Linked DNA regions of Mus musculus: region 1 is linked to region 2. The links are chromatin loops, found by intact Hi-C in ENCODE. Cell type or tissue: heart. All regions are shown on one strand. Links, peaks and the distances in the headings refer to the core of each region. The heading gives the core; the rest is flanking DNA. Region 1 holds the start of Gm34026 (a long non-coding RNA gene). Region 2 holds the start of Pla2g15 (phospholipase A2, group XV).

Region 1 (15,472 bases), core at 2,923-10,922, 260 kb after region 2:
TTACTGATGTGACAAGCAACCATAGTTCTAGTGGTAAACGCTCTTCCTTTCTCTGATAACCTTAGAAGGGAGGTCTGTGGAAGAGGACCTATGTCTCTCCAGTTCCTAGTCCCCTTTGTCCAGCTGGCTCCATTGATCCCAGCCCTGTCTGTTGATTCATGAGAGTCCCACAGCTACATATGGCTAGCTTGACACTCCCATATCCCTACCCATAATTCTTTCTTTTGCTCACTCTGGAGGACACATAGGTAGTCATCTGTACTCGGGATGCGGAGGGCAAGTGCACCAGGCAGGTGAACCCAGAGAAAGAGGCAGAGCTTAGCTTCTTGGACCATGAAAAGAAGGGATCCAAGTTCCTACAGGAATGGACAGCCACTGTTGTGGGTGGTTGGGCATCAACTTTTGCTTCTCTTGTTATGGTCTTCTACATTGTGTAGGGGTGTCCACCCTTCCATCTTCCTTCCCATTCGTTCCCAGTTTCAGATAAAGACCTTGATGGATCATCAGTAGGTCCCATCCATCTGGCCACAACGATCAGGTAAGGGATAGATCAGTCCCCACCGAACCAGAAGGGATTTTGATGGGTCTTTTGGGGAGACGTTCTCTGGACCATTCCTAAAAACACCTAGAGTAAGGCCTGCTCCATCTTCTGATGGCTCGAGTGCGAGGCCGGGTCCAGAACACTTTAAGCCTATGCTGTGTTAAACATGTCCAAGGCTCAACAGGAAGCTCAAAGCCAGAGGCAGGCAGCCAGGGAGAATTCCAGAGCAGTGAAGCGTGTCCTGCCTGAATCTTGGCAGGGACCCTCGACTCCCTCTGGACTCTTCGATTACATGAGTCAACCCATTCTGTTGTTTGTTCTCTTTTTGGGTGTTTTCCTATGAGTTCTAGTGGGAGAAAATGCTGAATGACCTCACAAAAGTGGAATTTTACGACTTCTGCTCTGGGACCGGGGCAACCTAAGTCCTCAAGAAAGAAGAGCAGACAAGAGAGATGGCTGCTCCCTGTCTAGAGAAATAGCCATGTCCCCCCAGCTCAGCAGCAATGGGAAGGTGGTCTGGGGTGAATAATTTCTAAGGGGACAGAGAGGAAGCAGATCTGGAGAGAGAAAAACTGACCAGAGTTCTCACGGCTGGAGGCTCCCTTAATTAATTCACCTGCCTGGTAACTGCATAGTAGAGTCCACTTAAAGAAATCAGAGAAGCTGCCACTTTGAAAGATGTGTGGAGGTGGGTGGGGGAGGAGGCGGGTAATTACGCAGGGAAAATCATTCTTGATATTCTTCTAGAAATATGCACGCAGCAGGGAGAACAGCCAGAGAGACAGGGGGAGAGAGAATTAACAGAAAATATGCATTGTGCCTCTCAATGGCGTGCAGAGGCAGAGAGAACAACTAGCACCTCACATGCCTATCTGACCCCTGAATCCTTTCAGGGAATATCTGAGACTTCATAGGACACCCCTGGTGGCTCTCTGTATGTGTGGTCTGTGTGTGTGTGTGTGTGCTCTGTATGTGTGTGTCTGGTCTGTGTGATGTGTGTGCAGTCTATGTGGTCTGTGTGTCTGTGCATGTGTGTGTGTGTGTGTGTGTGTGTGTGTGTGTGTGTGTGTGTGGTGTGATCTCTGTGTGTGTGTCTATGTGTGATGTGTGTAGTCTGTGTGTGTGTGTGGTCTGTGTGGTGTGTGTGTTTTTTTTCTGTGTATGTGTATATATGTGTGGGTGTGTGTGGTTTGTGTGTAGCATTTGTATGTGTGTATCTGTGTGTGGTGTGTGTGTGTCTGTGTGTCTGTGTGTCTATATGTGTGTAGTCTGTGTATGTGTATCTGTGGGGGGGGTTGTATGATCTGTGAGTGTGTGTGTGTGTGGTCTGTGTGTATCTGTGTCTATATGTGTGTAGTCTGTGTATGTGTATCTGGGGGTGGGGTGATCTGTGAATGTGTGTGTGTGTGTGTGTGGTCTATGTGTATCTGTGTGTCTGTATGTATGTGTGTGTGTCTGTGGGGGGATCTGTGTGATCTGTGAGTGTGTGTATCTGTGTGTGGTGTGTGTGTGTCTCTCTCTCTCTCTCTCCCTGTGTGGTCTGTGTGTATCTGTGTGTCTCTCTGTGCTTGGTCTGTGTATGTGTGTGTGTGTGTCTGTGTGATCTCTGAGTATACATGTGTGTCTGTGTGCGGTATGTGTTTGTGTGTGTGTTGTGTTCAGTTGTTTTCCACCTTCTGTTTTTGTTTCTACCTTATTTTTTGAGGCAGGTCTCTCAGTGAATCTAGAGCTCATCCATTCAGCGAGACTACCTGGCCAGCAGTCCCCAGGGGTCCTCATGGTTCTATGTCCCCAGTGAGGACTTGATTTTTATGTGGGTTGGAGAAGACTAAACTCAGTTCCCCATGTGTGTGTTCATAACCCACACCAGCTCTTCCTGCCCTATGGCCAGTGGGGCTGAACACTTTTCCGGACTTTTCACGCCCAGGGAAAACAGAAGAGAACTTACATTCAGCAGGGGAAGGAGCTATAATGAGCCAGAGAGAGCCCTCCGCCCTATCTCTTTTGCCCACAGATCCCATGGACCCACACCCTAAGTGACAAAGGGGCACCGGAACTCTGAGAATCAGTTCTGAGGTTGTGAACATTGGACACAGATAATTATCCAGCTGTGAGTAATCTGAATGGTTCTCAGGGCTATTTCTGCATAATTATAAATATTTGAGGATATTAAACTCCCAGGTTACACATCGAGGCTATTATTTGAGCTTCGGTGGGCTGCTGAGTGGAAAATGCAAACATCTTCCCATTCCTCCCTCCTCAGGCACTTACAATACGTTGTGGGATTCAACAGAAAAAACCCTAGCACCACAACAACCTGGAAACCAAGTCCGTTGCTAATATTTCTAAATAGCTTAAAAAAAAAAAAAGGAATGTGATCACTCTAGTTAATTGTGGTGGGTTTGCAATGCATTTTTTCTTCGAGGTTTAGGAAAGCAATTACCATCAAACAACCTACTTGTGCCTCCATTGTGATAAAATGTTCCCCTCTAATGGGATCCGCACGCCACACAGTGGGTCTTTATAGCACTCAATGCTTCCAGAAGTGTTCGCATGAGGGGGCTCCTTGGCGTGCAGTCAGAGTTGTGACTAGCTCTCAGAACCTGTCACGGCACAGGATTCCTAATGGGAGACAGATCCTTCTGAACAGAAGCTGGTAAGTAGAGTGCCATGGAGAGACACGCCACCCTACCTCTGCCTGGTGGTCCATGAGATGCTTAGAGGGAGAGGCCAGCCTCCGGCCCTTATCAGCTCATCCTGTCTTTGTACCTACTGACATCTCCTATTGCCCAACTCCCTCCAATCCTGGAAAACAGAGGGTCTCTGTCAGACATCCTCTGTGTCCCCTGCCATCTCCTATGCCAAAGCTGTCTCCTGCTTGACCACAGCTTCCACACAGTCTCCTAGGGGTGACTCGCCATTCTCCATCCCCCTTTCCCATTATCTCTGGAAGCCATTGTTCTGTGCTTTAGAACGTCGTGCACACATCTCTGGAGCTTCTTACATGCTATTCTCTCTTGGTAGTCCTTAATTCTGGGCCTTTGCTTGCCTCTGCTCCCATCAAAGACCTGCCTTTGAGCCACCCTGGTCACAATTCGCTCCTCTCTCTGCCACATTGAGACTTGACCTGGTAGAGTCATGGCCACTACAGTGCACTACAGTGACATTCCTACCACACCAAATCTCTGGGCTACAGCTCAGTATGTCGTGGTTCCTTCCTTTTGTTTGTTTGGGGTTTTGGGGTTGTTGTTGGTTTTTTTTTTTTTTTTTTTTTTTTTGGTTTTTTATTTGTTTGTTTGTTTGTTTGTTTAATTTGGGACTCCATGTCTACCGATATGTTTCCCTCTCAGTGTGTCCCGTCTTCCACTCTTCACTTACAATGTTTCCGTCTGAAGTCTGCACCCCACTCCACCCCCAACTAGCTGGCCCAATGGGAGTTTTGACGCCAGCTTTCTCTGTCCACTAACATCAGACCCCAGTTGCTAGCGTCTCTATTTACCACATCATTCCCCACAGGGGTCCCCCTAGCACGCACTCTTGCTCCAGGCTAGTAAGACAAGAGGGAAAAAGCTTACCCAGACAATCTAGCATCGTTTTTTTGTTTTGTTTTTTTGTTTTTTTCTGGAAACCCAAGGTCTCAAACCAAGGTGGGACAAAGCAGTACACCTCATACAAACGTCTAGCAGCCCCATGCCTGGTTTCTTTTTCACTCAGTATGCTTAGGTCGGTAAAGGTGCAGAACAGGATGTAGAGCCCAGTCAGTCCAGGCTAGCCAGGTGGATCCAGAATTCTCTGCCCAGAGCCCACAGGCTGCCACAACGCAGACAGAATGGGCCCTGGGCGCCCCCTAGAGACTATGAGGACCATAGCCACTAAGAGAGCCACCTTGACTTGAGAGGGCTCTAGCATTAATTCCTGCCGTGTAACTAGAAAAATGACCTCCATAAAAATGGGCAAGGACAGAGCAGAAATGTTTGACATGAAATACAAATGCCCAATAAAACTTCAAGCTGATGTTTTCAAAGGCAGGATCTGTCGCAAGCCCTCACAAGCAACAACTCCTTTTAATCTCACAGCACTCATAGGGAGGGGTCGATCCTTCTGAGCCGACAGATAATAAAGGGAGACACCCACGGGCTAAATGACCAGTTCGTGGCCACAGAGCAAGCATCAGAGTCGGTATGTGATCTGGCAGTGAGAACTAGAGTCTAGAGCCTTATCTGAGGCAACTCTCGATATATTAAAAACAAAAATGAAGTGTAAATTAAAACCATTCATTTAATAAACTGAGGGAATCCAGTAAGGATGGTTTCATCCTCCACATAGCCTTGGGTCAAGCAGGATTCTGGACACCCTTATACCTGTTCCTTTCCCACAGCCATCCAAAGGCTTGCTATCTTGAAAGCTCTTGAAGGAGCCTAAAATTTGAGTGTGTTGGCCCTGAGTCAGGCAGCCTGGCCTCAATTTAAGGCAGGGGTTTTCAATCTTCTTAATGTTTTGAGACCCTTTAGTGCAGTTCTTCATGTTGTAGAAGACTCCCCCACACCATAAAAATTATTTGTTGCTACTTTATTTTTAAGATATATATATAATATATAATGTATATGAGTACACTGTAGCTGTCTTTAAGACACTCCAGAAGAGTGCATTGGATCCCATTACAGATGTTGTGAGCCACCACGTGGTTGCTGGGAATTGAACTCGGGACCTCTAGAAGAGCAATCAGTGCTCTTAACCACTGAGCCATCTTTGCAGCCCTCGTTGCTACTTTTTAACTGTAATTTTACCAGTGTTATGAGTTGTAACACGAATATCCATGTTTTCCAATGGTCTTAGGCAACCCCTGTAAAAGGGTTGTTGGACCTCAAAGGAGTCACGATCCACAGGTTGAGAACCGCTGAGCTAAGCTGTGTTATCTTTCCTTTACTCCAAAGACAAAAACAAGGGGAGAGAAAGGTCAACGGGAGGTGGCTCCAGGAAGGTGAGCCTGATTCGTCCCCAGCACGGGCCACCCTTCAAAGGCCATCCCCTACCCTCACGATTTTGGTCTCATCAGGTTCCTTTGAGACTTAGATAACTCACTGTCTGGAAACAGATGATCATAGGGTTCTCCGGTGTTTAGTGCTGACGGGTGTCTGTTGAGTCTGTGTTCTGCTTGGGGTCCTCCGTGTCCTGCTTAGGCTACCTCAATCAAGAGTGTGCATGTTTGTCGGATGAGCCTAAACTAGGGAGGTCAGCCAGGGTGAGGGCTATTGGGGCCAGCGGATTATACCCCTTAATCCTAGAACCCCAAGATATTCCCCCCTCTCTCTCTTTCTCTCTCAGGCAACAATCCTTTGTCATCCCCCTGGACTTCTTCCTGTCAGGAAGTTTCTGCTTCTTTCCACTCAGCAAGCTGCTAAGTAAACACCTTGTGACCTCTGTCCTTCCTGCAGCAGCTGCTTAGCAGCCTGCTCTCTGGAGGTCCTCACCTTACAGAGGCAGCTCCCTTTGTTTACCAGAACGTATCATCTGTCTCTGGATTGGCTTCCTCTGGCCCTGGTCCCCAAGAAGGGAGAGTATTAACATGGCTGTCATAAGACTGTCCCTCTGCCATTGCTGTAGGTGGCAGGGGCATCTCTCTCAGACCATCCAACACAGCCCCCGTTTGTTTGGTTTTTTTTCCCCCCTCTCATTGACTCTTTATTTGCTGACCTTTGTTACTGTTGCCTAGATACCCTTTTGGGTCCTTAAACTTCTCTTAGCTACCCTGTCTGGTACCCTGAGGCCGTATCTACATAACCGCTTGACAGAGAGTTAAACACAGTTAAACACACAATAATCATTTCTTCTTCCCTCTTTCGTTTCACCTTTCAGTGAGGAGCAAAGGGGAGAACCATATTTATTGAACATTACCCATAGAGCCAATAAGCAGTCTCTTAATACTGTATTTTTTTTCCAGAAACAGTGTCTCTTCTGCCCTCACAGAAAAACATGTGGTCAAGAGGAAATTGAATCAAGTCCTTTAATCAGCCACAGTAGTATTCGAATCATTTAATTTAGGATCTGACAACCACAAATTACTCTATTTTTCAAGCCAATTTTAGCCAACCAGGAGAACTGGCCCCAGTCAACTCAAGTTTAATAAATGCCTGATGATGGCAGTTTCAGAGGAAGTTTTTCTTTCTTTCTGTTTTTGATTTCTTGGAAATGTTCCCTTCCTGGCTCCCCGGGGCTGAGAGTGAACCCTGTGGGCAGAGAGCGCCAGCCACACCACACCGGGCAGCAGCGGGCAGCACAGGGAGCCATCACTTCTGCCACTGAGGCTTTTCATTCCTGGCCCTGAGTTCTTTTGGCCAGGAAAACAAGTCAAATCATATTAGAGGCAGGCAGGCATGGCCCACGGCGGCGGCGGCTCACCCGCGCTGGCCTCAGACCTTTCAGCACTTTCTGGAAACCCTGCACCGGAAGTAAAAAAAGATGGCTTCGGAGTCAAAACAACATCCGCCGGACACGCCAGAGATGGCAGCTGTCACAAAGCCAGTAAGAGGCCAAAGGCATGATCTCACGTTCAGAACCAGCTCTACATACAGCAGATGAGGGTGAGCAGGGAGAACCCACAGGGCTTCATCCTTCCCTCGCTGGAAAGGACAGCCTGCACCAGACCGCTGCTTTTAAGCTGGCACTCCCATTGTCCCTCCAACAATGCAAAGATTCAGATACTCAGGTCTGTTTTGCGTTGCCATAACTGAATACCTTACGTTCAGCTTATACAGTAGCGTATAAAGCCTTACGGTTCCGAGGCTCCAAGGGTCTTCTTGAGGTTGAAGAACTACATCTATCGAAGGTTCCTCTCACTAATGGAGACTATGTGTAGATTTCCGAAGTGGTGCAGGGTTTTACATAGCAAGAAAGATGCATACAAGGGTCAAAGCCAAATTTATGTAGCAGATGTGCTCTCAAAATAGCCTATTACCCATTAATCCAACAATCCTTCATGACCTATGTTTGACCCCTGGAACTGCATGATGGGAGGAGAGATGAACCCTTGAAAGTTCCTCTGATCTCCACATGCACATATCTCATAACACACACACATACACACACACACACACACACACACACACACACATGCATTTTAGGTATAAATATGAATAATAATGTTTATTCACAAATAGACTATTTTTTAAAGAATCTGGGGAATATAGAATCTACACAACATCCATTGTTTTAGACTGCCTTGATCGGGGATGTGCTACGGCACAAACAGAACGCTCAACAGCAGAGTCTGTGGAGGGTGGATGTAACGGCAAGCACCCGAGGGAATCTCTGGGAGAAAGCTGGCTAAGAAAGCCCTGTCAGGCTCCTGGGAACTGTCTAGCCACTGGCAGTGTCTTTGAACCTGGAATAGTTCGCTTGTCTCCGGGCTCTGCAGGTGGAGGCTTGCCTTTTTTTTCTCTCCATCAGGGGCTCTAGTTCACTGAGCTGCTCAGACATTTAACACGATCAGTTCACCAACCTCCATCAACTAAGGAGACCCCTACTCTTGGCCCCTTCCAAGAGAGAGAAAGAGACTCAAGGGGACAGGGTGAATCATACAGTCTAGTCAAAGTCTGCTCAGGCACATGGACCATTGTTGAGAGGCTGCACCCAGAGCCTCCTGGGAAAGTGTTCTGGATTGAATGTGGGGTGTCCCCTCATAGGCCCCAGCACTTGAATACTTGGTCCCCTGTTGGTGGCACTGTCTTAGAAGGTACTCTCCTTGATGGTGGCTCTGAGCCTTGTATGCATCCCTCTTGCCAGACACTTACTGTGCCCATTTTTAAAATTTTTATTTTTTAATTATTTACTTATCTGTTGTGTGCTGAAGACAAAGCTGAGGGCTCTGTACACGCTAGGTGGGCGTTCCTAATGAAGTTTCCCAATGAATCTTGATTATGCCAGTATCTTTACGTACCCTTGAACCCGGCCTTGATTTCTGATCCTCAGACACAGAACACTTGTAGGAAGTAAAGAAGATAAGAAGTGTATTATAAACAGTAAATAATGTCTCCTCCAACCAAGACCCAATGGAAGCACAAAGAAAACACAGACACATGGAGACTGGAGATTTGATTTTGTTCTGAAAAAGAAAAAGAATATTCTTGAAATAAACACAAGAATAAAGTTTATTTTATTAAGTCCCCACCAGCAAAGCAAGACAGACAGAGCTCTCCGGATTCAATTCTTGAACTTCACGCTGTCAAAATAAGCCATTTCTCCCTTTAGTTGCTTCTTGGTCTATGTTCCGCCATAGTTAGAAGTGAGAGGGTAGTAGAGCCAGGCATGGTGGTTCTTTCCTGTCATTCTGACACCTAGATGTCTGAGGCAGGAGGATCTTGAATTCCAGGCCAACCTAGGCTACACAGGACATTCAAGGCTAGCCTGGGTTTCATGGTGTGATGCTGTTCTCAGCAAATTAAAAGCTATGGAAGCTCCCTGGGAGAACACCCACCTAGCGTGTATAGAGCCCTGAGCTTTGTCTTCAGCAACACAACAGATAAGTAAATAATTAAAATATAAAAATTTTAAAATGTGCACAGTAATGGAGATTTGAGGGATGGTGGCTGAAAACCTTATGTACCCTGCCTCACTGGTCACTCTCCCAGATAGCTGAACCCTCAGCCTAGAACAGTTTCCCCATGAATCTTGATTATGCCAGTATCTTTTTGTATCCTTGAACCCCATCCTTGATTTCTGATCCTCAGACACGGAACACTTGTAGGAAGTAAAGGAGATAAGAAGTATATTATAAACAGTAAGTAATGTCTCCTCCAACCAAGACCCAATGGAAGCACAAATAAAACATAGACACATGGAGACTGGAGATTTGATTTTGTTCTGAAAAAAAAATATTCTTGAAATGAACACAAGAATAAAGTTTATTTTATTAAATAAAATTTTAAAGCTGGAATAGAGTCACACACCTTTAATCCCAGCACTCAGGAGGCAGAGGCAGGTAAATCTCTCTGAATTTGAGACAGAACTACATAGAGATCTACACAGAGAGTTCCAAGCCAGCCAGGGCTACATAGAGAAAAAAATTAAATATGATCATATGTATGAAGGTCTATAAATATGACTCATTAAACATAACTATTAAGTACTTTATCTGTGCCCCCTTTGTTGTTTTTTTAAAATGTTTTATGTGAGTGTTTTGCCTGCATGTACATCTATATGTTATGTGTGTACCTGCTGCTTCTGAGGCCCTTAAAAGGGCATTAGATTCCATAGGCTCCGCTGGGACTGGTTGTGAGCCTCCATGATGGGAATCGAACCTGGGTCTTCTGTAAGAACAGCCAATGGACTTAACTGCTGAGCCACCCTCTTTGTCCTCGAAATCTACCCCATGGTGGCTAGAGGTGTACCTCAGTGAGCAGAGAGCTTGTCTAGTGTTCACAAAGCCCCGTGCTCTCTTCCCAGCATCACACACACGCTACCTGTGGAGGTGAATTCCTATCCCCAGCACTCAGGAGGATTAGAAGTTCAAAGCCATCCTCTGCCATGCAATGAATTTGAGACCAGCCTGGGATACATAAGATGCTATCAGCAAAATAAAAAAGAACGCTCCCAGGGCCGCTTTTTCCTTGCCCTTTGATTCTATGTGAGGCATAAAGTCCTTTTATAGCTCTCTTCTTTACCCTAGCACAGCTATGCCCTCAGCTTCTTTCTGCTGCTGGCTTTTACTCCTGCCAGGGTTTCTGTTCGTGTGTGTATGTGTGTGTGTACGCGCAGAGACTGATCCTACAAGATAGTTCCACACCATTCTTTTCCTGAAGATGTGGATTTCTGTTCTTTTCCAAATGTCTCTGGGGAGAGTGAGGGTCTCTGTCCTTATATGAGAGGGAAGGTGTCCTGGCCAGATAAGGACACCTGTATCTGAAGCAGGCACCCCACAACCCCCACTTCCACTATCCAGCTGCTTATTTTGTCCCTTTTCCTGACTAAACCTGTTCAGAGAAGAATTACGATGCCCCTTTGTCTGTGTTACTAAAGGGTTCCAGAACTGCTTGGTCTGGAGGCAAAATAAAACCCATGTTCTAGGCAAGCCGGATGGCTCAATGGGTAAAGGTCCTTGCTGCCAAGCCTGGAGACCTCAACTCAATCCCCAAGACCTACAAGGTAAAAGGGGAGAATCAATTGCCACAAGTTATCCCTTGACCTGTATGGCATGTGTGTGCCCTCACCCACTCACAAACTAACTAAACAAATGTAATAAAATTAAAAATAAAACAAGCAAGTTCCAGGAAGTGGAAGAGGAGGCTGGAGAGAGGAAAGGGCCATAGGTGTGGTGCAAACAAGAGGACCCTGAAGTCAAAGCCAGCCGTGGAAGGAACGCAGGACTCCGGGGATCTCTATCCCCAAAGGGGTGGGGTCTGGGTTTTGTTCTCACTGTGGCCCAGGAGAAGACAGATGGTCTGAGAAGAGAAAGCAGTGCCCAGAGAACATGCATACCAGCAAGTCTATCTCGGATGATTAAATGGCAGTGGATAAATTTAACTAACGTGAGTAATGGGGACATGGAGGGGAAGTGAAGAGACATAGAATATTCTAGCAACATAAGGAAATGAGAGGAAAATGACTTTGCAACAAAATGTCAAACGTCTGTGCCTGGAGGAGATGTAATCTGGCCATTGCAGGCTCAGGGGAGCGGGGGAGTCTGCGGTTATTTCAAGTAAGTTTTAATTCACTTTAATAACAAATGGCTAAATCCCTTCAGACCCATGTCCTGGAACAGAACTGGGAGTCTGAGAGAGCCGTCTTTGTTAAGAGGGGTGGTTTCTTGTTCGTTGTGTTTGTTTGCTTGTTTTTTAAGTTGTGCTTCTATCCAGCCAGCCAGCCAGCCAGCCAACCATTTATTTTTGATTGAGTGAAACTAGCTGGTCCCCTGCCAGTCTACAAGAGATCCGAAACAGCTGAAAAGACAGAGATACCTGAACAGAAAGTATCGATGTAGACCTAACACTTGGTTCATGGGACTGACCTGTGATTGAAGGAAGGCTTGTGGGATGATACCATAAGGGCTTGAACGTCACGCTGGAGGATTGAATGAGTTCACCAGACAGACGACTAAGCCGGGAGCAATCCACACAGAAGGGCTTGCTTGAGACAAGGGTGACAGTACCACGTGCAATACTGGGGTGCTTGTTTTAATCATGGCTGGAAGGGATAACCAGGAAGAGGAGATGGGACGAGAGGAGAGGAAGGCCAGGGAGGAGATTCAGGACCATTAGACCCCTAATGAGAAACATCTCAGGAAGAAAGAGCCTAAAGACATGACCCCCTTCAATCCACCCACTGCCCAACTTAAGCCTCAGCCTTCAAAACGCAACTCAGATAATCACTTCCCCCAGAAGTCTTTCTGCCTGGCTCAAGCTGGAGTGGATTACACTTCTCCTATGCCGTGTCTTCCACCCACTCCTCCACACACACACACACACACTTCTGGGTGCCTTCCTGGATCCTGTCTGTGGGATCTTCTCCCAAAGATGGATAAAGTACTCTGGAAAAGAGCAATAGTTCTCAAGAAGAGGAGAGGAGAGGAGAGGAGAGGAGAGGAGAGGAGAGGAGAGGAGAGGAGAGGAGAGGAGAGGAGAGGAGAGGAGGCAGGGCAGGGAGGGAGGGAGGACAAGGCCTAGTTTAACAATGTGTCCTTTAAGAAAAAAAAATATAGCCGGGCATGGTGCCGCACGCCTTTAATCCCAACACTTGGTTGGCAGAGGCAGGCAGATTTCTGAGTTCGAGGCCAGCCTGGTCTACAAAGTGAGTTCCAGGACAGCCAGAGCTATACAGAGAAACCCTGTCTCGAAAAAACAAAACAAAACAAAACAAAAAATTCCTTTTCTTTGTGAAGCTCAAGATTAAACAAAGAACTTGTACACATTCCAAGATGGAATTCTGGCCCGTTAATTGCCTTTTTTTTTTTTTTTTCAGAGACTGGGTCTTGAAAATGTTAATAAATGAAAACTTGATTCTTGAATCTTTCGGAAATAATGTCTTGACAGCGGAACGTCATGGCAGTGGCCTGCACTGTGTCAGTAAGCACACTGACCTCAGCCCTAGCCATGCACTTCTCTGAAAATGGGGGGCGGGGTGCAGAAGGACATGAGAATCTTCTCTAGGGAAAATCTACTAAGGGGAGGCAGGAAGTCAGGCCAGAGACTCACCTGTCACAAGGAAGAGTTTACAGCACAGGGAGAAGATCATTTGAATCCCACATGTGACATTCAGTGGTTTGGTAAGTTTCTTATATACTGCTTATATTCTCCGAAGCTATTTTCTTACATGTGCAATGCAGATTAGAATATCTATCTTATCCACACACACACACACCCAAAAAAAACAAACAGGGATGGAACCTAGGATATAATGCATGTGCGGCGAGGGTTCTACCACTGAACTATAACCCCAATCAATTCTATTGGTTCTTAAATTCAAGTTAAGATAATGTATGTAAAACGCAAGGCCTGGTTCTGGCAGGAATAAATTTGCCAAAGTACCCGGTATGTTAGATTTTTAGAACAGTAATGTGCCACAGTGACCAGCAGATGGCGATCGATGCCAGCGGTCTGAAGAACGCCTTAGGGTCCAGGCACAGGAGGTGTTTGGTTTTACTGGAGCAAGGTGTGGTGGCTCCTGTAATCCCGGCACTCTCAAAGCTGAAGCAGCAGTATCGCCTGAGCACAGCCTGAGTTATTATGAGTTCAAGCTAGTTTGAACCACGGGGAGGAAGTGAAAGAGTGGGGAGGACTTGCTTCCTTGCACCCCAGCAACCTAGAGTGAACTCAATTCAGCCTCAGACGACGAAAGCTAAAGTTATGCTGACCCAAAGCAGCGTTCAGGAAGTATTCTCTTGATTTGGTGTCTTGGTGAGGGCAGGAAAACAGTCAGGAACTGAGGTTCCCTGTTCACAGGTTTTCGTAACTGAGCCCAGGTACTTTCAATAAGGGCCCATCCATCGCCTCTCACTAATTTTGTTGGATGCTCCTGTGTTACAAAGGCTATCTCAGCTGGAAGGCTGAGCCCACTGCTGATCCAGTGTGCAAGAGAGGGCCAAATGGTCCTGCCTGTTATCCTACAGCGGGTGCGGAGTAAGGCATCTGGCGTTATTAACCGGTTTCTTTGGCTCCCCCAAGCTTGAACAAGGTCACACTGAGTCCAGTATCCACCTCTTAGGCAAAAAAGGGTGGCCTCTTGCCCACCAGGGCACCAGGTGGGAGTGGGGGAGGGCACTACTCGGATACCTGGGGCTCTTCCTCCGTGTCCCAGCACGTTCTGTCTTTTCCATCTCAAAACCCAGGAATCTGAAGCATATGTGGAGGCCGTTGTCAGAGAGACAGCTCTAAGAGGCTAGACGTCTGGTAGTTCTGTGAATGTACAGTTCTGAACTTGCTGAGGACACAAACACTCCTTGATCAGCTTCTTAATTCTTGTGTTTGGCACCAAACAATAACCGCTACCCAGGGACCAGGGCAGAGAGCCACACTTACCCTTGGAGGACCCCGTGGCTAAGAGCATCCTAAGGGTCCCGGCTTTGCAGGTCCACTCCTGGACCATGAGAAAAGAGCATCATGCGCTGTGCCTGTTGATCCAGGGAGTCGCTACTCACAAGCTTATCCCTGCTCTCACTGCCTGCACGAAACAACCACCTGAACAGCCAACCGCAAACCGGAACTAATTACACCTCGACCTCTGGCAAGCCCCAGCCCTTGTGCGGGACAATTTAGAGAGTCAATAAATTCTTCTGAGCTTGGGTTTTCCATTGCATGCCTTACTGCTGTGAATGCGGCTCCTTGCCTACTGAAGGGTCTAGTTGGTCCCTCTCCAATGGCAACTTCAGGCTTTATAAACAATGGTCTTTGAACAAACTGAAGCCCCCCACCCCCCAATCTTGTAGACAATGCGTACAAATAACGTCATAGGGCCAGAGAGACGGCTGGACGGGTAAATGCACTTGCAGAGAAAACCTGAAGGCTTGAATTCAAACGTCGAAAGGTGGAAAAAGACAACCAGCTCCCAAGTGTTGTCCAACTTCCCTCTCCCCAACACACACAGACACACACACACACTGACACAGTCACAGAGATCGTTCTGTCTCTGCACCCACCACCACTCCCCCTGCAAGAATAAAAGGTATGGGCAAATACGTTTTACATACATACATACATACATACATACATACATACATACATACATACGTTTGTTTGTGTTGGGGTCCCTAGGAGATACTCTGGCCCCCATCTGTGAGCTGTGTGGCTGCCAGCGCTGGGGAACGAGCTGTAGTGCCTGGTGCCGAGCCTTACCCTAGCCTGTGTTTTGTGCTTCTTACTGAAAGTTCTGCCTTAGGAATCCTTCTAGGGTCTCTTAAACTTCTGTTTTGTGCGTATCTGTCTGCTACTGTTGTCTAGTGTGGAAAGTATTTGCAGAGTTTCCAAGGGGTTTGTTGTTATTTATACTTTCTCCGCCCCCGCATCCCAGCAAAAATCCACAGAACACTGTGATAAAAAGACAAATAGTAACAGGTGTGGGTAGGAATGTTGAAATCTATATGCTGTTAGTTTAAAAAAAAAAAAGATGGAAGTGATACAGCCTCTTTAGAAAACATTCACAGTTCCTTCAAATGCTAAACATGGTGCTACCAAATCTCTATAATTCAACTTCTCTGTATCTACCCCAGATCAATGAAACTGCACCCCCATAAACGTGTGTACACACATATCCTCTGTAATGTTGCTTTGAAGATAAAAGCATAAAATCTCACAGTGTGAACAACGCAGACGCTACCAACTGATGAATGAATGTGGTACACTCGGGCAATCAGATCTTTCATTCAGCATTAAAAAAGAATGGGATAGAGACTCCTGTGATGTGAATGAACTCAGAACCACTGTAATAACTGAAAGAAGCCAATCA
Region 2 (15,472 bases), core at 3,761-11,760:
TGGGGACTCCCCTTTCAGCACACAGGCCAGAGGAGAGACCCAGAACAAAAGAACACACTTTTTAATACCTTTGTAAGGGACAGATTTGGACAATAGGGCTAGCTGGCCTATTCTCATTGGTGTAGCAAGTAACCTCTTCAGGCATTGGTTGGTTTGCATAGTGACTACCTCTGGCCTAGCAACTCACTTTGCTTGCCCCCATGGTGGGTTATTAGAATTTGGTCAGCAAAGCAATAGTACATTTTGAACTTATGGGTCAGCTATCAACATCAGGGGAATCCTAGCAAGGGCAGGGCGGTTTGTGGTTTTTTTCTCAGAATTCAGTGTGGGAGTGTGGAGCGGGGTAGAGGAATTCTTCTGAGAACTGTTATTTTTGTTATGGTTATTTCTCTGAGAACAGCTAATATTATTTTGGCAGTTTGCAGGCTTAATCATTTTGACTGCTAAAACTATGTTTTTACATTTGTTTAGTCAGCCAGCTTCCTTATCTGGCTCTGCACTTGGCCTGCTAGTACAGTTTGGAAAGTCCTTTTCAAAGGGGGAAGGTACTGGGTGGTCTTGAATTCATTTTGGATATTACATCTGAAGACAGCTACAGTGTACTCATACATGAATAAATCTTTCCAAAAAAAAAAGAATACCAAGCCGGGCGTGGTGGCGCACGCCTTTAATCCCAGTACTCGGGAGGCAGAGGCAGGTGAATTTCTGAGTTCCAGGCCAGCCTGGTCTACAAAGTGAGTTCCAGAACAGTCAGGGCTACACAAAGAAACCCTGTCTAAAAAAAAAAAAAACCCTCAGCTATGTCATGCTTATAAGTCAAAGGTTTTTGGTTTGGGTTTGGTTTTTCAAGACAAGGTTTGTGTCTGGAACTCACTCTGTAGACCAGGCTGGCCTTGAACTCAGAAATCTGCCTGCCTCTGCCTTCTGGGTGCTGGGATTAAAGACTTGTGTTACCATGCCCAGCTTTTTTTTTTTAATTAGGTATTTTCCACATTTACATTTCCAAAGCTATCCCAAAAGTCCCCCATACCCACCCCCTCCAATCCCCTACCCACCCACTCCCCCTTTTTGGCCCTGGCGTTCCCCTGTACTGGGGCATATAAAGTTTGCAAGTCCAAAGGGCCTCTCTTTCCAGTGATGGCTGACTAGGCCATCTTTTGATACATATGCAGCTAGAGACAAGAGCTCCGGGGTACTGGTTAGTTCATATTGTTGTTCCACATATAGGGTTGCAGTTCCCTTTAGCTCCTTGGGTAATTTCTCTAGCTCCTCCATTGGGGGCCGTGTGACCCATCATGCCCAGCTTTGATCAGTTATATAGTACTCCTCTGAACTCTCATTCTTTCTGCCTCTTCCTTGATGTTTTCTGAGCCATGGAGGGGGTAGTATAGGTGTCCTGCTTATAACTAAGTACTCAATAGCCATTTATTCTCAAAAATTTGACCAGCCATGAGCCTAGACACAGATTGATGTTTTTAAAGATAGTTTTCTGTATTATTTTATTTTGTGCTTTTTGATGTTTTACCTGCAGTGATAGCTGTGTGTGGTGTGTTTACCTGGTATCCACAGAGATCAGAATAAGGCCTTGGGTCCCTAGTACATGGTATATAACAAACTCTGACCTGGCTAGCCATTCAGCTCAGAATGCAGAGCAGCCACGTGGGTGCTGGGAACTGAGCCCGGTCTTCTAGTAGAACACCAGCGCTCTTTACCATGGAGGGGTTTGGTGGTGGTGGTAGTGGTGGTGGTGGTGGTGGTTGGTGGGTTGTTTTTTGTAGCCTCCCCCGGCCTTGAAGCAGGCTGATTCATACCTCGCTGCCACTCAGTATGAGACCACCTGGGGTGGAGCCTTCCACCTGCCTCTGCCTCCCAAGTGCTGGGATTAAAGGCATGTGCCACCACTGCCCGGCTGATTGGTTTTTGTTTTGTTTTGTTTTGTTTTAATTCCTGACTGTCCACAAAGTTAGTCTGCAGACCAGCTAGGCTGGAACTCAGAGATCCACCTGCCTCTGTATCCCTGTGCTGAGTCAAGTTTATTTTATGTACATGAGTACACTGTGGTTCCCTTCAGACACACACCAGAAGAGGGAGTCAGATCCCATTGCAGATGGTTGTGAGCCACCATGTGGTTGCCAGGAATTGAACTCAGGACCCCTTGAAGGGCACTCAGTGCTTTTAATCACTGAGCCATCTCTCCAGCCCCTCCAGTGAGTTTGTAAAAGCTTACTTTTCAGGGTTTTACCCTCTTTTCCTCACCTGTTCTAGCCCAACTTGGACTCTGACCCCTTCTGCTACAGTTCCTTCACTCTCTAGATTTCTGAGCACTTACCTTTGTTGTCCTGGAAAACTACTTCTCTTCAAGTGAAACAACCTTCCTTGATGTTAAAGGGAGATTGGGATGCTCTGTTCTGGGCCCTTGCCTCCTGTGTTCTGAGCTGAATGGCTAATTAGATCAGTATTTGGCCCCCCCATTGACCCCAGGAACACTGACTTGCTGGGTCTAGGGTTTAGGGAGAACTGATTGACATCCAAATGGGCTGTGTGAGGACCACTAAATAGCTTTTGAAGTTCTGCTTTTGGTTTGGTACCCCAAACGCCAACGATCCATTTGGTCTCTGTAGGGGACCTAGAAGCATAGGTCTATGTGAGAGGCAGTGATGGGAAGGGTGGGGACCCTTGCCTATATTCTCATCCTAGGAAGAGAACAAAACTGGACTGGAATCTGGCTTCTGAGTTTATTCCTCCTTCCAGGCTTTGTACAGAGTGTGCATCTCTGCAGGAATACCCTCTTTCTTTTCCAGATCCCAAACTGATCCCTTTCACCTCTCAGTCTCTTTTCTCCTCTTCTAAGCCAGACAGGAACCTGGACCTTTCCTAGGAAATTTGGGAGCTGTGGAGAGCGCACGCCATTCATACATTTAACATGTTAAACATCTGTCCTGTGCTAGGTCACCGGGCAGATAGCTTGCTCTCCTGGTGACCATGGCCTAGTGGGAGGCAGGCAAAGGTGCTTCAGATGAAGTGCGCCATTTCTGAAGCCCAAGGGAAGAGTTCAGCAGAGACCCCCCTAACCATGGAATGCACGGTGTCACTGCAGCGAGCTCAGAAGTATCATAGGATCCTGTTCCAGCCAGCAAGAAGTCAGAGGCTGAGGGTAGAGTGGGCTTGAGAGAAGGCAAGATTAACCAGAGAAAATGAGCCGGAGTCCTCAAGGTTCTCACTGGGAAAGGGAGGGACATCATGGAAGGGCTGTGAGTTAGAGGGTGTACTAGTCAGGGTTCTCTAGAGTCACAGAGCTTATGGAGTGTCTCTGTATATTAAAGGAGATTTTTTTGGAATGACTTATAGTCTGCAGTCCAACTACCCCAACAATTGGCAGCTGTGAACGGGAAGTCCAAGAATCTAGGAATTGCTCAATCCCACAAGGCTGGGGGTTTCAGCTGGCCTTCTGCAGAAGCTGGAATCCTGAAGAAGTTCCAACAGATGAGCTGGCAAGTAAGTGCAACCAGGCAAAAAAGAAGAAAGCCTTCCTTCTTCCATTGTCCTTATGTAGGCCTCCAGCAGAAGTTTATGGCCTAGATTAAAGGTGTATACGCCTACATTTGGAATCTACTCTATCCCAGGCTGACCTTGAACCAGAGATCTGCTTGCCTGGAGGTCTCCTGGGATTAAAGCATGGGCCTAAACTTTTCACAGCCACTATACCTCAAGATCTTGATCAAAGGCCTGTGTTATCCCATGTCAAGATCCGGGTCAGAGTCCTATGTCTTCCAGACTCAAGATCTGGATCACAAAGCCCGCCTTCCATTTCTGGATTGTATGTTGCTCATTCCAGATGTAGTCAAGTAGACAACCAGGAATAGCCACCACAGAAGGAGAATGAGTGGTGGGGCCTAACTTAATGATTCATGGTGTCCACTGGCACACGGAGTGCATTCCTCCAGAATTAGGGGATAAAGTGGAAAGCCAGCAGCAGAGGTGCTGTGGGACGAGGGTAGTTTGGCTTTGCAAGAGTAAAAGCAGGCAAGAATTATTGACTAATATTGTAGGTTAGAAAGAATTATTGACTATCCTAAGATTGTAGGTTAGAAAAACAGGAAGTTGGTGCTGGAGATTGGCTCAGTGGTTAAGAGCATGCGGTTTTTACAGAAGACCCAAGTTTGCTTTCCAGCAACCATAGTGGATGGCTTACAACTGCCTGCAACTCAAGTCCATAGGATCCAATAACTCTGGCCTCCAAGGGTATTCTTGTTCATGGCCACATACCTCCCCTACTCCATGACATTTAAAATAATAAAACCAAGCTCGGTGTGGTGCCACACACTTTTAATACCAAACCTGGGGAGGCAGAGGCAGGGGATCTCTGGGTTTGAGGTCAGCCCAGTGGTCTACATAGGGACTCTAGGACAAACACTATAACATAGAGAGACCCCATCTCATAAAACCACGAACAGGCTGGAGAGATGATGGCTCAGCAGTTAAGAGCACTGACTGCTCTTCCAGAGGGCCCAAGTTCAATCCCCAGCAACCACATGGTGGCTCACAACCATCTGTAATGGAAGCTGATGCTCTCTTTGGTGTATCTGAAGACAGCATAAATAGTAAATAACTCTTTAAAGACAGCAACAGTGTGCTCATATACATAAAATAAATAAATCCTTTTAAGAGTCTTAAGCACACATATCTGTATCTACCATATATGTGTATTTATCATATATGTATTATCATTTTAGGTGTGCAGAGTTTAGGATAGTGTCAAGTCTGTGGACAAAGACTGAAGAGATAGTCCGGCAGTGGTGGCGCACTACTTTAATCCCAGCTCTTGGGAGGCAGAGGCAGGCAGATTTCTGAGTTCGAGGCCAGCCTGGTCTACAAACTGAATTCCAGGACAGCCAGGGCTATACAGAGAAACCTTGTCTCAAACACACACACACACATACACAAAGACTGAAGAGATGGCAGGGTCACTGTGAAAGATGGGAATTCCTGGCTTGCTCCTCATGGCTTCCTCAGCCTGTTTTCTTTTTTCTTTTCTTCCTCTTCTTTTCTCCCCCCCCTCCTCTTTCCTTCCTTCCTTCCTTCCTTTCTTTCTTCCTTCCTCCCTTCCTTTCTTCCTTTCTTCCTTTCTTCCTTTCTTCCTTTCTTCCTTTCTGTTTTGTTTTTCGAGACAGGGTTTCTCTGTGCAGTCCTGACTGTCCTGGAATTCACTTTGTAGACCAGGCTGGCCTTGAACTCAGAAATCCACCTGCCTCTGCCTCCCAAGTGCTGGGATTAAAGGCTTGCGGCACCACGGCCCAGAGATCAGCCTGTTTCAAACGGTCTGTCACTCCGAGTAGAGTTGGGAGTGGTTTGGATCTGAAAGTCTGAACCATTTCTCTGTAGGATTCTCCTGCAAAGAACAGGGCTCGAGAGCTCATGTTGGCACTTTAGCCCCTGTCCGCACAAGCCTGAGGACTCTTTCTCTCTTTCTTTCTTTCTTTCTTTCTTTCTTTCTTTCTTTCTTTCTTTCTTTCTTTCTTTCTTTCTTTCTTTCTTCCTTCCTTCCTTCCTTCCTTCCTTTCCTTCCTTCCTTCCTTCCTTCCTTCTTCCTTTTCGTTTTTTTTTTTTTTTTTTTGGTTTTTCGAGACAGAGTTTCTCTTTATAGCTCTGGCTGTCCTGGAGCTCACTTTGTAGACCAGGCTGGCCTCGAACTCAGAAATCCACCTGCCTCTGCCTCCTCGTTTTGTTTTTTGAGACAGGGTTTCTCTGTGTAGCCCTGGCTGTCCTGGAGCTCATTTTGTAGAACAGGCTCACCTGGAACTCAGAAATCCACCTGCCTCTGCCTCCCGAGTGCTGGGATTAAAGGCGTGTGCCACCACTGCCCTGGCCTCAGCCTGTTTTCTTAGAGAACACAGGACCATCAGCCCAGGGATGGCACCACCCACAGTGGGCTGGACCTTCCCATGATCACTAAGAAAATCTCCTACAGGCTTAACTGCTCACATTCTGATCCTCTGGAGGCTTTTTTGAACTGAAGTTCCCTCTCTTTTTTTTTTTTTTTTTTTTTTTGCCAAGTTGACAGAAAACCAGCCAAGACATTGGGCCATGTAGTAAACCTTTGTCTTTAAAAAGAGGGAGGGAGCTCAACTCCCGATTTTGTCCACAGTGCCAGCAAAGGTCACGGTTAGCCATTCCCGTAGCAATCCTGACTCCTAATAGCTTGGGTGCTTGGGGAGGTGGTGCATCAGTAAATCCCAGTTGAAAGAGTTGAAAGCAGTGCCACTCTTCTGAAGTCTGTGGTCTTCTGGGACTGTGGTCATCTGAGGATGATAGTTTAGCCAAGATGTTCATACTGGCCAATGCCCAAGGTTGTCCAAGCCTTCTAGCACCTCCCCACCCCCTCTTGGCTCTGGACTTCTGACTGTTCCTAGTCTTGGCAGAGTGTCTCGATGACTCTGTACTGGCCTTCACCAGACCAGTCTGTAGCAACCTCTTACAGATGCAAGAGATTAAAGTAGGAGGCAGTGGGGCCTAATGTATTGGTTAGTGGGCTTTAAAATGCCCTGTTCTCTGGGGCTAGAGAGATGGCTCTGTAGTTATGAGCACTTGTTGCTCTTCCAGAGGCCTACAGTTTGATTCCCAGTACCTATATGGTGCCTCACAACTGTCTGTAACTCTATTACATTAGACTGAAGTCCTCTTTCTGACTTCTGCAGGCACCAGGCATGTATGTGATACACATACATGTAGGCAGAAATACTCATACATCTAAATAAAACAAATAGATCGTTTAAAAACAAAACAAAACAAAACTTTCTAAGCTGTGAGGTGATGGCACACACCTTTAATGCCAGCTCTAGGGAGGCAGAGGCAGGGGGATCTCTGTAAGGTTGGGGCCCAGCTTGGTGAGTACCAGGATACCCAGAACGGCCGAGAGAAATCCTCCTGTCTCAAAAAACCAAAATACAATTTAATAAATAAATAACTTCCTATTTTGCTATAAAAACTAGAATTGTTGGCATTAACGTGGGGTCAGCTGTTTACCAAGAAGAGGGAAGGAAGAGGTGGGGGGTGGAGCAGAAGTCTTGGGACCAAGCAGTGTCCCAGAAGCACAGTTGGCCTTCAGAAGGAAGTATGTAGAGGGTTATTTCTCAGAAGCACTGGTCAGTTCACCCCCAGAGTGTTGGCATATTACTGGGTGTTGAGCCTTTTGCCTACTACCGTCTGGGCCCCAGCTCCTCGCTCCAGTCAGTCTTATGCCCTTCCTGAGTCCTCAGGCTTGCGCGGACAGGGGCTAAAGTGCCAACATGAGCTCTCGAGCCCTGTTCTTTGCAGGGGAATCCTACAGAGAAATGGTTCAGACTTTCAGATCCAAACCACTCCCAACTCTATTCGTGTGCTGCACTTACAGAGTGACAGACCGTTTGAAACAGGCTGATCTCTGGGCCGTAGTGCCGCAAGCCTTTAATCCCAGCACTTGGGAGGCAGAGGCAGGCGGATTTCTGAGTTCAAGGCCAGCCTGGTCTACAAAGTGAGTTCCAGGACAGCCAGGACTGCACAGAGAAACCCTGTCTCGAAAAACAAAACAGAAAGAAAGAAAGAAAGAAAGAAAGAAAGAAAGAAAGAAAGAAAGGAAGGAAGGAAGGAAGGAAGGAAGGAAGGAAGAAAGAAAGAAAGAAAGAAAGAAAGAAAGAAAGAAAGAAAGAAAGAAAGAAAGAAAGAAAGAAAGAAAGAAAGAAAGAAAGAAAGAGAGAAAAAGAAAGAAAAAAGAAAAGAAAGAAAGGCTGTTTTAGCTTCTTCTCCCAGACCTGCTTCTTGGGTTCTAACATGCATTTCTACCGGCAAGGCAGACAGTAAAAGTTTTCTGGACGTGGGCGGCCAAACCTAGATGCCCCTGGGGATGCCAGTGTAAAGGCCGTATAAAGGTCCTGGACAGCTGCTGGTCACCCGAGTTCCAAAACACTAACTTCCTCTTTTTTTGTTTAGAGACCATTCACCCATAGCAAATGAAGGGCATGTTTTTGGTCCTTGTGCTGTGGGAAGGCTAGGAATTAGGAATGAGAACTACTTGAGTGGACTTTGAGAATTGTTCTGTGTTGGGTTCACGGTGAGGTGAGATGGGGCTGTGTAGGAGCAGGGCGACAGCTGGGATGATAAGCGGCTCCCATCGGTTGGTCGATCGATGCGTTCGGCGCGCAGCAAAGTCCCGGAGGTGGGCATGGGCGGGTGGTGAGCTCCGGTGGGAGGGACGCTCGTGGCGGAGAGTTGCAATTGGTAGAGCCTTAGCAAGAGGCGGGTCTTAATTGACTGGTATCTGCGAGCGGTGGGGTTAACTAGCTGAGCTGCGGCCCGGGCCTAGGCACGATCCCTAATCTCTAAAGCAGCCCCTTGGACCTGCGACCACAGTCTCACGCCATGGATCGCCATCTCTGCACCTGTCGCGAGACCCAGCTCCGGAGTGGCCTCCTGTTACCTCTGTTTCTACTAATGATGCTGGCAGACCTGACGCTCCCGGCCCAACGTCACCCCCCGGTGGTGCTGGGTGAGACTCGTGTTCAGGGTGGTGGTGGGTGGATCCTGCAGGATCCAGTGCAGCCAGGGTCTGGTGGGCCAACTGCTCTGTTGTGCATCTGCTTTAAGCACGAAACCCAGAGCATTTGGTTTCTAACCTGGGTCAGTTCGGTTAGCCCACCTCCCGCCATACCGGGCATGGGTGTGGTCTGGAGCCCTCTGAAACGTGAGAGTAAAGGGAATAGATAATGTCTGGCTTTCCACTCCACCTAACTGCAACAGCTCCAAACCTTGCCTCGCCATGCCCCCATTTCTTAGCTGGAAAGACTGAGGCAATTCAACCCTACTTCAGCGGGTTCCTAGGCAGTCTCAGAATCGGTCATTACCTCCTACCCTCTCTATTTCACAGGGAATGAGTGGTAGCAAGTTCTATCCACGCTGGCCCCCAAAAGCATTTCTCTGCTCTCAGCTTATGGAATGGATGGTATTGACTTTCGAGGAGATGGCCTAAGGGAAACAGGGTGGCTAAGGGAAGGGAGGAGAGAGGAATGGGGTTGGGACAACAGTCTTGAACTGGCGTTGAGGGAGTCCGGGAGTCTGAGAGCATGCCTCCACTCTCCGCTTCCAGACCTAATTACTCTAGGCTGTACTGAGGCCAGGTGACATTCCCTGCCCACTTGCTCTTCTGTCTTAGACTTGGCAGCGGAACAGAAATAACAATGTTTCTATGTGGTAATAGGCCAGGCTAAAATCTCTAGGAGTCTTAGATGCCCCATTCAGCCAATGGAAGTCGTTTTGAACTGGTGTTTCGCTGGCCAGGACTCCTGAGAACAGAGACATGCTGAAACGTACGCTATATATATGTTTATGTATGTATATGTGTGTGTGTGTGTATATATATATATATTTTCTTTCTGCTGGAGCATAAATTCCTGTGCTCTTTCTTCCCTTTTTTCTTTTTGTCTTGTCTTAGACAGGGTTTTTCTGTGTAACCCTGGCTGTCCTGGAACGCACTCTGTAGACCAGGCTGGCCTTGAACTCAGATACCCACCTGCCTCTCCCTCCCAAGTACTAAGATCAAGGGTGTATGCCACCATGCCTAGCTGAGAAACCCTCTCTTGAAAAGCAATGTCATTCTAGGTCAGCGAAGGGGATGGGGGATTCTGAGCCTAGGTTCCCTTTGAGATTTGTATACAGCTGGACCTGCCTCTCTCAAGCTTCCTGGATGGTAGTAATAGTGCCTCTCAGAGAGGTCATCCTGAGAGGTGAGAGAGAGAGGTGTGGGAGCGCTGGGGAAGCCTTCCTGGAATATGCAGGAAGTAAGGTGGCTTGGAAGATTGCTCCAGGCTGGTCAGCATGGAACTGGGGGAAGGCAGGAGATATGGGTGGTGTAGAACTTGTGACTTGGTCATCTGGACTTTAACCCTGAGGACCAGTGTGAAGAAGTCACGTGTGAATGTAAGAAGATCTAAGAATAAGGCCCATGACATTGAGATGTGTGTATTCTCTGACCACATACGCGTTTCCTACTTGAGGCAGAGTCTTTGTAGCCTTGTCTTCTTGCTGTAGATCAGGCTGGTCTTGAACTCACAGAGATCTGTCTGCTTCTCCCTCCCTAGCACTAGGATTAAAGGAGTGCACCATCACACCTGGCTTATTTGCAGCATAGTATCGCTTGGACAGATGGGCACTAACTGCCAATTAATCTATGCAGACTTTGGTTATCCTAAATCATAGCTGAGAAGCCTTAGACTCTGAAAGAATCTGAGCTCCTGTATCCTTGTGCATCTTTTCAAGGACCAGGGCTGCTGCCAGAGAGAGCTTTTTCTTGTTTTGTTTTGTTTTTGTTTTTCCGAGACAGGGTTTCTCTGTATAGTCCTGACTGTCCTGGAGCTCACTCTGTAGACCAGGCTGGCCTCGAACTCAGAAATTCTCCTGCCTCTGCCTCCCAAGTCCTGGGATTAAAGGCGTGAGCCATCACCGCCCGGCCAGAGAGAGCTTTTTCTAGGCACAAAAAGTGCTGCAGGGTCCTGAGTTAGTGGGAGAGGTAGCAGAAAACTGATCTTGGAACAGGGGGGTGGGATCTTAGGCAAACAGTTTGCATCCCTCTCAGCCTCAGTCTTCTTATCTGTTAAATGAACAAAGAGGGCCTGCAAGATGGTTCAGTGGACGAAGGGGATTGCCACCAAGCCTGAAGACCCGAGTTCTATCCCCAGAAGAAACCAATTCTGGAAAGTTGTCCTCCAGCCTCTGCACATGTGCTGTGTTGTGCTCTCGTCTTACCCCTGCACATACATGTAGACTAAACATAATTTGATAATGTGTATGAAAGTAAAGAGGACTCTTCCCAGGGTTATTTGAAGTAAAAGTTTTGTGTCTGGTTCTTGTCTATGTCTCAACCACCAAGTATCTCAGGAAGGGGCCATTGCTATTTTTAGAGGCCTCCCAGCCTGACCAGGAAGAGGGGTAACTGGTGGCTTCCTCTTTCACCCATTTCCTCGTCAGTGCATGGAGACATTGACCAGTCGTCATGCCCTGCTCATAGGTATGTCATGTCGAAGCTCCCATGGTGGGAATTTCCTGCATCAGCACCCACATCATGAAGGGAGTGGAAGGCACGTGTCTTCCCACAACACTCTGAAGACACTGGGATAACTGCTTAGGCAAGGACATGTGCTATGCTGGGTTCAAAGACACTGTTGAGAAAAGTCAAGGGGCTCTTTATAGTGACTGTGGGTCTCAAAAAGGGTTTTTTTTTTTTACCCCCTCGGGCGTTGGTACCACACCCCTTTGATCTTATCACGCAGGAGGCAGAGATAGGCAGATCTGAGTTCCAGGACAGCCAGGGCTACACAGAGAAACCTTTTAAAAAAAAAAGACGGGGAGGGGAGGTTGTCCTTGTAAAGTTGTACAGCCTGTGGATGTAGGTGGTGACCTGTAAGGTAACAGGCTTTAAATGCTGGGAGTTGAAGGGATGGGTGTAAGCTTGGGTGTTATCAGGGCCCTAGGGTTTGAGTGGCTCAAAGAGATTGACAGGAGTGGTATCCAGTCATGCTTGGAACTTGGTCACACCCCCTCGCCCCATGCCTGCTGTGGCTTGTTACTGCAGATTAACCATCACCAGCACACCTCTGCACTGCCTTAAGGCTTTCCACAGGACCTACCCTCTGCAACTTTCCTGGCCTTTAGCAAGGCCTACACATCTTGGTAGGTCTGCTGGAACCATTACAGATGTCTCTCATTTGTGTTTTTTATCAGGGCTCCTACTGATGAGCTTGCAATCCCAGAATTTGGCAGGTTGGAGAAGCAGGCTTTGGATGTCAGCAAGACCCTGTCTCAGACAAAAGCTAAAACTAAATAGAAGAGTACTGCCTCTGGGTTTAATTCTTGGTTTACCACTCTATCTTGTGTCCCACTGCCTGGGGGTAGAGAAGACCTTGCTTACCTTTTTTCCTGGTTTAAGCCTGGAGAGGGTGGTACATATCTAATATCAGGGCCATAGCACTGGCCAAATTCTGGAGGTTCTGAAAAACTCCCATGAGCCTCAAAATCTCTTCTAGTTAAGAGTATGATCTGGAAGCCGGGCGGTGGTGGCACACACCTTTGATCCCAGCACTTGGAAGACAGAGGCAGGCGGATTTCTGAGTTTGAGGCTAGCCTGGTCTACAGAGTGAGTTCCAGGACAGCCAGGACTACACAGAGATGATCTGGGTCCATTAACCCTAGAAACCATCAGTAGCTGAGGTCTCAGAGGGATCCACAGCCTCTCTCAGGGAAGTAACTTTGGTTTTTTAATTCCCTTCTGAATGGCCAACGAGGAAGTTCCATTCGAGATCGTGGAGAAGTTATTTTCATCCCATAACAATACATCCCCCCACCCCAAACTCCCACCCCCAAACATGCCAGGCCTCTCTTTAAGCCTCCACTATCTGCTGGTAGCTTCTTTCCCATTAATGTGGCTCTTGTTTTTGTTTGGAAATAGGATCCCATTGTGTAGCCCGGGTTGAGTTAGCACGAACTTGATCCTCCTGCCTCAGCCTCCCAATTACTGGATTTACAGGTATCCACTGCGGTCCCCCGATAGTAGGGGCTTTTCTTTGTGAAGGTGGTGTCCTGGCCTTTTCTGATTTTCCCAACCCTGGCGTTGTACTTCAACTTGAGAGTGGGATTGCAAAGATGTGCCATGGTATTCATCACTCTGGGTGGCTCTTTTGCAGACTGCAAGAGGCTTGGGGGTCTCCAGCCTGCTGGGGCCTGGGGCCATGCCTGTCTTTTTCTCCTGCAGTGCCTGGTGATTTGGGTAACCAGTTGGAAGCAAAGCTGGATAAGCCAAAGGTTGTACACTACCTTTGCTCCAAGAAGACGGACAGCTACTTCACACTCTGGCTGAATCTGGAACTGCTTCTGCCTGTTATCATTGACTGCTGGATTGACAATATCAGGTGAGGGCTGGTGCACACAAGATGATGGATCGCTCATCCTAGGGGCCTAGAGAGGCCTTCAGAGTCCTTGTCCTCATTCCTCAATAGATGGAAAAATGATATCTCTCTCTCCTAGGCTCTCCTGCCCTTGATCTGGTCTGGTCTGGTCTGGTCTGGTCAGCACTAGCTTACACTCTCAGAAGCATGAATTTCTTTTTCTTCCTGCTAGTTCCAGTTCTCCTTCTTCCAGTTCAACTATCAGGTTTTAAGCTCAGGTTTTGTTTGTTTTATTCTTTTGCCTAACCCCTATTCACAGACTCTGTGTGGTTCCCCTTCCTCCTTTGCCTGGGTCCTGGCTAAGCCTGCCTCTCTGGCTGCTTTTTTTTTTTTTTTTTTTTTTTTTTTTTGGTTTTTCAAGACAGGGTTTCTCTGTGTAGCCCTGGCTGTCCTGGAACTCACTTTGTAGACCAGGCTGGCTTCAAACTCAGAAATTCGCCTGCCTCTGCGTCCCGAGTGCTGGGATTAAAGGCGTGTGCCACCACACCTGGCCATAACTGTAATTTTACTACTGTTATGAATCATGGTAAGTAGCTAATATGCAGGATATCTGACATGCAACCCCCACAGTGGTTGCAAACCAGACTGAGCAGTATTGCCCTAGGTTGGTTCTTGGCACCCACAGGGTAGCTCACAACTCTTTGTGACTTCAGTCCCGGGGAATCTGTTGCCCTCTTGACTTCTCTGGGAACTGTACACACAAACGCTCATACACAGAAAATAAAATATATAAAAATCTCAAAAAAAAAATCAAAACAAAGCCAAAAAACCGCCTTTGCTGGTAACTCACCCTTACAAAATTGTGTTGCCAAGGAACTGGGTTTTACTAAATTCCATATAGGATATATATATTTCTGTTATAAAGTGAATTTTATTGCCAACAGAGTGTGGTGGATCAAAAACTCCATTCTTACTTTACCCATCATCGTCATCTTGCTTTTAAGAAACATGTATATATATGATCAATCTAAACCTGATCAGTTATTAACCATAAATATGTTTATAAACTAGAAACAATGTGGGTGTGGTGGTTTGTCTATAATCCCAGCATTCAGGAGAGATGCTGAGGCAGGAGGATTGCCACCAATTTGAGGCCTGCTTGGGTTACAGAATGAGTACAAGCCAGACTTAAGTAGCAAGACCTTGTCCCAAGACCCAAAACAAACACTGACAGGTGGAGTGACTCCTTTTACGTGCCAGCCGATCAGCGGTGTTCAGCAGGTTAAGTTATGAGGGCTGAGAAGTAAACATTTTAATTGGATGGCAGAGGTTTTAGTGGTCTTTTTGGTTTTTGTTTGTTTGTTTGGTTTTGGTTTCAGAGACAGGTTTGCTTCATGTAGCCCTGGCCGTCCTGGAAGTCACTCTATAGACAAGGCTGGCCTCAAACTCATAGAGATCTGCCTGCTTCTACCTTCTGAGTGCTGAGATTAAAGGCTTGTGCCATTATCTGCCAGACAAATACAAATGACTTCTTTTTTAAAAAGATTTATTTATTTATTTCATGTATGTGGGTACACTGTCGCTGTCTTCAGACAGACCAGAAGATGGCATCAGATCCCATTACAGATGGTTGTGAGCCACCATGTGGTTGCTGGGATTTGAACTCAGGACCTCTGAAAGAGCAGTCAGTGCTCTTAACCACTGAGCCATCTCTCCAGCCCAAATGGATTTTTTTTTTTCTTTTTGGTTTTTCAAGACAGGGTTTCTCTGTTTAGCCCTGGCTGTCCTGGAACTCACTTTGTAGACCAGGCTGGCCTGGAACTCAGAGATCCGCCTGCCTCTGCCTCCCAAGTGCTGGGATTAAAAGGGAGCATCACCACTGCCCGGCGTGAAATCTTGTCATAGCAGCAAAGACTGACAAAACAACCAAAAGGGGTTAGTAAGGTGGCCCAGTAGATCACCTGCTTCTCTTGCAGAGGATTTGAGCCCCATCAGTTACTCGGTGGCTCATAACTGTCATGACAGCAGTTCCAAGGGATCTAATGGTCTGTCTTGACCTCTGTAGGTATCAGGCACGCATGTGGTGCCTGTGTATGCATGCAGGCAAAAATTCATACTCATACAATTAAACTTTTTAAAAATTTTTTATTTTATTTTTATTTATTTATTTTTTTTTTGGTTTTCTAGACAGGGTTTCTCTGTGTAGCCCTGGCTGTCCTGGAACTCACTTTGTAGACCAGGCTGGCCTCGAACTCAGAAATCTACCTGTCTCTGTAAACTTTTAAAAAGGTATTTGAGACAGGGCTCTTACCATGTAGCTCAGGTTGGCCTTTAATTCCTCGTGTAGCCCAGACTGGAACTGACAATCCTGGCTCTGCCTCTTGAATGCTGGGATTAGGGTGTGCTTTATCAGCTCTGTCTCCTGTGGGTGAGTATCTTGATTGCCTCAAGTGTACACCTGAGTGAGTGACCTACACTCTAGATTTGTCTACTCAGTAATGAACTTTCTAACTCTCTGGAAATGGCATTGTCATTAAACTTGCTTTAAAGGAGGAAGTGGGGGT

The links. Hi-C counts contacts between places; a loop is a spot of excess contacts. Peaks named below come from ENCODE experiments on the same cell type or tissue, not always from the same donor. Only the 100,000 strongest peaks of a DNase experiment are listed, where the experiment ranks them.
Region 1: a loop joins it to region 2, with 4 times the contacts of the local background. A loop is called at or near these places in 16 of 42 quality-filtered maps.

The regions. Positions count from the first base shown.
Region 1 is chr8:106,399,087-106,414,558 of GRCm38, forward strand. It overlaps Gm34026 (a long non-coding RNA gene), which reads left to right and starts at 959. Exons shown (of 3, transcript XR_387995.2): 1 at 959-1,164; 2 at 2,556-2,651; 3 at 6,483-7,317. In heart, for the core only: a CTCF peak has its summit at 4,396 (motif pointing left); DNase peaks (open chromatin) are centred at 4,375, 5,925 and 6,995; H3K27ac peaks cover 1,651 bases.
Region 2 is chr8:106,142,093-106,157,564 of GRCm38, forward strand. Pla2g15 (phospholipase A2, group XV) reads left to right here and starts at 8,262. Exons shown (of 6, transcript NM_133792.3): 1 at 8,262-8,521; 2 at 12,776-12,932. The coding sequence starts at 8,395. In heart, for the core only: no CTCF peak of the experiment used is centred there; DNase peaks (open chromatin) are centred at 5,949, 6,319, 7,099, 8,249 and 1 weaker place; H3K4me3 peaks cover 1,613 bases; H3K27ac peaks cover 1,739 bases.